Regions from separate parts of the Homo sapiens genome. Here region 1 is linked to region 2. Evidence: chromatin contacts called from ENCODE Hi-C or POLR2A ChIA-PET data. All regions are on one chromosome and are shown on one strand. The core of a region is the stretch at or near the end of the contact, and the rest is flanking DNA. Distances in the headings are between cores, read along the strand shown. Region 1 overlaps FBLN7 (fibulin 7). Region 2 overlaps TMEM87B (transmembrane protein 87B).

What was found. A loop is a pair of places that touch in the nucleus more often than their neighbours do. ChIA-PET counts read pairs that join two places held with the same protein, here RNA polymerase II (POLR2A). Pooled maps may share reads with other maps.
Region 1: a loop to region 2 is called in a pooled map, with 2.4 times the contacts of the local background. The contact joins two enhancer-like sites. A Hi-C loop is called at or near these places in 1 of 50 pooled maps. POLR2A ChIA-PET finds 5 or more read pairs at or near these places in 5 of 52 experiments (AG04450, CD8-positive, alpha-beta T cell, H1 and 2 more).

What each region holds. Positions count from the first base shown.
Region 1 is chr2:112,158,349-112,161,048 of GRCh38, reverse strand. FBLN7 (fibulin 7) reads right to left here. Exons shown (of 8, transcript NM_153214.3): 2 at 1,214-1,373. Among named protein-coding and RNA genes, the nearest start is that of FBLN7, 21 kb to the right of the region's middle. Within about 2 kb of position 1,353, at least 3 of the 41 ENCODE cell types and tissues checked have a DNase peak (open chromatin) inside an H3K27ac peak, as active enhancers do.
Region 2 is chr2:112,086,132-112,089,052 of GRCh38, reverse strand. All of the region lies in intron 9 of TMEM87B (transmembrane protein 87B), which reads right to left. Among named protein-coding and RNA genes, the nearest start is that of TMEM87B, 32 kb to the right of the region's middle. RefSeq lists an enhancer at 1,593-1,682. Within about 2 kb of position 1,557, at least 3 of the 41 ENCODE cell types and tissues checked have a DNase peak (open chromatin) inside an H3K27ac peak, as active enhancers do.

The DNA of each region.
Region 1 (2,700 bases), core at 104-2,603, 72 kb before region 2:
GGGAGTCTGGGGTGTCGGCTGTAGCCTCATCAGACAAGTGGAACTTGTCCTCAGCAGCCCTTCCCTCCCAACCGTCCTGGTACTAACGGGGACTCCCTGGAGGGTGCACTTTCACGCCTGAAGCACTGGAGCCAACCTTGGTCATGGACTGGAACCAGTGTATTGCACTGGCTCGGGCTGAGTGTGTGTGTGTGTGTGTGCGCGTGTGCGTGCGTGTATGCGTGCTTGTGTGTGCGTGTGTGTGCGTGCGTGTGTGCGTGTGCGTGCGTGTGCGTCTGCGTGTGCGTGCGTGTGTGCGTGCGCGTGTGTGCGTGTGCGTGCGTGTGCGCGTGCTTGTGTGTGTGCGTGCGTGTGTGCGTGTGCGTGCGTCTGCGTGTGCGTGTGCGTGCGCGTGTGCGTGCGCGTGTGTGTGCACGCACAGAGGGTGTGGAGGAACGCAGTGCTTTCCACTCAACTCTGCTATGAACTTAAAACTGCTCTAAAAAATTATCTTAAAGTAAAATCAAAAATGAAAACAAAACCAAAACTGGATCCAACTTGTGGACGGGGAAGGGAAAAGCAGTGCGTGATCTAAAAGTGGCGCCTTGCAACAGTTTGGTCCGTATGAAGACGTGATAGTTGTTAAGGCCAGAATGAAAAGGCTGAAGAAGAAAAGGGGTGACATTGAGGCTGAGGGAGAAGAAAGGGGGCAGCTGCCTTTCTAATGTGCTCCCCCCACCCCCACTGCCACCAACCAGGCTTACAAATGGGCCACAGATTGGCCCGGCGCGGTGGCCCACGCCTGTCATCCCAGCACTTTGGGAGGCCGAGGCGGGCGGATCACGAGGTCAGGAGATCGAGACCATCCTGGCTAACAAGGTGAAACCCCGTCTCTACTAAAAATACAAAAAATTAGCCGGGCGTGGTGGCGGGCGCCTGTAGTCCCAGCTACGCGGGAGGCTGAGGCAGGAGAATGGCGTGAACCCGGGAGGCGGAGCTTGCAGTGAGCCGAGATCGCGCCACTGCACTCCAGCCTGGGCGACAGAGCGAGACTCCGTCTCAAAAAAATAAATAAATAAATAAATAATAAATAAAAAAGGGGGGGCCACAGTTGGAAGATGGAAGGTGATGGGGGAAGGGTGAGGGGTGACGAGGGGCCTCCAGCTGGGAGCGTCTCGGGGAGAGTGCTCGAGTGCTGCGCTGCCGCCCCAGCGGTGCCGACGTGGGGACCCACCTGGAAGGGCATCTGGGCCCACCCTGCCCACAGAGTTCTGCAGCGCGGCCAGCCGGCTCTTCATGTGGCGGATGCCCTCGGCGAAGCGTGTCTCCTGGCCCTTCAGCAGCTGCTGCAGCTGGCGGATGGCCGAGAGGAGCTGCTGTTTGCTGAGACAGTTCTGCGGAGAGAAGACATCGCCGCCACCACCCATTGAGACTGACTCAGTCCCACATGCTTGTCTGAGCTTCCGAAATCGCCGAAGCCACGGGGTCCAAACCGCGTTTGAAGCTCACTCAACGCAACGTAAAAGTGACCTGCCGCTGGACAGCCCCAAGTACATGCATGGTAGCCCCAGTTCACCCCTTGACAAAAACAAAATGCAGGCAGGACGGATGACTCTAAATGACCGGGTGGATGAACAGTTATTTGAACCCAAAGAGCCTTATAATCACCACGCTGCCACTCTGAGAGATTCTCTCTAATTCTTCACTCTAAGTTAATGCTCTGAAAACCCTGGGCCTTGGCAAACATTTTCTTTCTGTCACTCTTAGACATTTTTAAAAGCAAAGGGCCAATAATACATGTAAAACAGGCAAAACAGGAATGCCCAATGGTTCCTATTCTTTAAAGACATATAACATGGGAAATAAGAAAAAAAAAAACTCACTAGAGTTAAAGAGGCATTCAATAAAAGTCAATGTTCAGTTCTGATGATTTTTTTTTTAAGCCATAGAAAGGCAGAAAATGGAGGATCATGCTTATCATGATAAAGGCTACCTAACTTAAAGCAGCATCAAGCATCATACTTTTTGTTTGCTTGTTCAAACAACAGAAACTTATTTCCTCACAGTTCCGGGGCTAGAAGTCCAAGATCAAGGCATCGGCAGTGTTAGTTTCTGGTGATGTCTTCTAGATGGCAGATGGCCACTCCCCGGAGGTGCCAGCATTCTACTTAATGCTAAAATTCTCAAGGTTTCCTGGCCGGGTACGGTGGCTCATGCCTGTAATCCCAGCACTTTGGGTGGTCAAGGTGGGTGGATTGCTTGAGGCCAGAAGTTCGAGACCAGCCTGTGCAATATAGTGAGACCTCATCTTTACAAAAAATTTAAAAATTCAGCCAGGCTCGGTGGTTCATGCCTGTAATCCTAGCACTTTGGGAGGCTGAGCCGAGCGGATCATGTGAGGTCAGAAGTTCGAAACCAGCGTGGCCAACATGGTGAAACCCAGTCTCAACTACAAATATTTTTAAAATTAGCCGGGCATGGTGGCAGGTGCCTGTAATCCCAGCTACTCGGGAGGCTGAGGCAGGAGAATCGCTTGAACCTGGGAGGCAGAGGTTGCAGTGAGCCGAGACTGCACCACTGCACTCCAGGCTGGGCAACAGAGCAAGACTCTGTCTCAAAATAATAAATAAAATAAAATAAAATAATTAAAAACAAAAAAATTAGCCGAGCCCGGTGATGTATGCCTGTAGTGCCAGCTACTTGGAAGGCTGAGGTGGGATG
Region 2 (2,921 bases), core at 308-2,807:
GCAGTGGCTCATGCCTGTAATCCTAGCATCTTGGGAGGCCAAGGTACGCACATTACTTGAGCTCAGGAGTTCGAGACCAAACTGGCCAACGTGGTGAAACCCGGTCTCTACCAAAAAAAGCAAACAATTAGCCGGGGGTGGTGGCTCGTGCCTGTAGTGCCAGCTACTTGGGAGGTTGAGGCACGAGAATCGCTTGAACTTAGGAGGCAGAGGTTGCAGTGAGCCAAGATCGCACCACTGCACTCTAGCCTGAGCGAGAGTGAGACTTTTGTCTCCAAAAAAACAAAAACAACAAAAAAAATTTTTTTTGGCTCTTTCAAAATATAATTGAGTTGGGAAAATACAAAGATGGTGGTTTTTGCAATTAATAATTTAAAATAGAATAATTTCATGATATTTGCAAATCAGAATTTATTGCACATACATTTAAGGCTGCTCAAAAACCCTCCTCTCAGAGTAATTAGAAGAAAAAAACTGGTTTAAAAAAATATTTAAGATAGTCAATTCAAAACAAAATATAAGTAAAAAATTAAGTTAGTGGTCATAGCTCATATTTAATTAAGACTATTTACCTAATCTAAGGAATCTAAATTCTGATTCATTATAATCAACTAACCAGAACCTCCAAATAACCAGAACTGTTACTGCTCTCACTTTATGAGTTGAGCCGAGCAAGCTAACAGTGAAGGGATTCATTTAAAAAGGGTTTGTATCTGTACCCATTCATTTAATCTTCTATTCCTTTCACAGTAACAACACTGCACCTGTTGGTATCTGATGTTCATAACCAGAGCTGTGAAAGGTACTGCAAGATTCCTCAACAAGAGGCCTTCATTTCCTACACTGTACTAAGAACACAAAAGGCATTTGAGAAAGAATCTCCAATAAAAGTCCAGGGGGATAAAGGCTTCCAGGATAAAATCCTGCTAACTCCCCAATCCCCAGCTCACAAGCAAACGGGCACGCACACAGGAGGAGAGCCTAGGGGTGCGAGTCACAGAGCAGAGGCCTGAGCCTGGGCCCCCGGGGGCCGGAGCTCAGGAACACAGGAGGGTGCAGCAGAGGAGGCTGGGGAGGAGTAGCCAGTGATGTGAGAGGATGGAAGACGAGCTCCCAGAAACCAGGCAAAGCTGGCACTCCTTAAAGCTGCTCACGGGACAACTGGACGAGGGCTGAGCAGGGCCATGTGATATGGCAGGTGAGGTCATGGTGGCCTTGACAAGAGCAGTCTCAATAGAGCAATACTGGGGAGGCTGAGGTACAGACTACTCATGTGAGAAGTTATGCTGCACAGGGGAAAGGTGAATGAGGCAGAAGTGGAGGAGAGGGCCATGTGGGGTGGAGGGAGGGCTTCACTTTAAAAAATGGTAGAAATAACGAGATGCTGATGGGGGTGACCCACCAGAGAGGAAAGCTGACGATGCAAGAAAAAACAAAACCGAGCACTAGGACAGTTTCCCTCACAGTTGAGTGGGCACAAAGGCAGGGGTGGCCCGTGACTATCAAGAAGAGGAAAGTGGTTCATGCGGTCCAGATGTGGGGGAAATGACAGGGTCTGGGGGCACAGATGCAGTGGAATTCCCCTCTGATGGCTTCTACTTCCTCAGTGAAAAAAAAACCGAAGGTCAGGGTAGAGTCTGAGAGAAAGGGGTAAAATGGTCTTCTGCAGACAGGAGAGTGAGAAAATAGTGGCAAGGGGATTGAGTACAACTGCCAGCAGCACTGAGGGTGCACGTGAAGTTTAGGGTCATGAATGGCAAGTAGGCCCCCTCAGTGTGGTCCAGGGCTCTTTTTGGGCAAATTCCCCTGCTCGGGTGGGAGCCTGAGGCAGAAGGAAAGCTGGACTTAGCAAGGCTGGGGTTTTGTCAAGAAGGTTGACAAAGAGAAAGGCAGGGGTCTTTGGGTGTCAATGTCCTGCTGGACCAGGGAATCCAAGCAAAAGGAAGAAGGTAAGGATATAAGATGGGGAGGGACAACGGAAGGTGCCAGGGTCAAAAGGCTGGAGGCCAAAGTATAGTCGAAAAAGACTGACACCGACATGTTAAAGAAAGTAACAGGAAACAGAGGAGGTTGACAGTTGAAAAGTGGATTGCTTAAAATTGAGATTTTGAAGAGGGTGCAGTTATATATATAATAAAGTCTAGAAAATGATACTGGGAATCAGTAGCTGAAACATGGTGATGGGCAAGAGCAGGAGAGGTGGGGAGGTGAGGTCAGGTTACTTAAAGGGTCATGCACATGGCTCCTGAGACCCCATGGCCTTCTGACAGATGAAATGCTGAGGACGACACCTGTGAAGCCAGTGCCCACAGAGCTGAGGAATGAGGGAGGGTCTGGAAGCTCACAGTGACCACAACAAGATGCAGCAGGTGACCCAGCCTGAAGAGTGAGCTTCTGGGAATCAGGGTTTTAGGAAAGAAGCAGGAAGAAAGGTCTGAAAAAACACAACAAGGATAGAAATCAAGTTCTCCCATAGTTATGCCCAGTGATTCACAGGTGAGAGGAGGAAAAGACCCGCCGGAGAAGGTCCAGAAGCAGAGTCCTTGAGGGACAGACAGGTTTCAGTCAGAAGTTTTGCTGACTTGGTGTTTAATCCACTCTCTCTTCCAACACTCAGATAGGACCATAAAAGCTTAATGATACTGTCTAAATAACAGAAAAGGGTTTGAAAATGGTTTGAATTATTTTAGATTTTCCATTATCCTTAAAGTTGATTATTTATTCATCTAACTATATAAAGTTATTGAAATAAAAATTCAGGGTCTTTATTGGAAGATAACATAAAATAGCAAGTATGTGGAAATCTTTTAAAAATGTGTTCTTGTAGATTTTTCCCAAAGGGATTTGTACTACAATACTTAGAAGTTCCATTTTCACAAAGGTCATAATGTAGACGGACTGAATCACTGGGCTGGGACCCA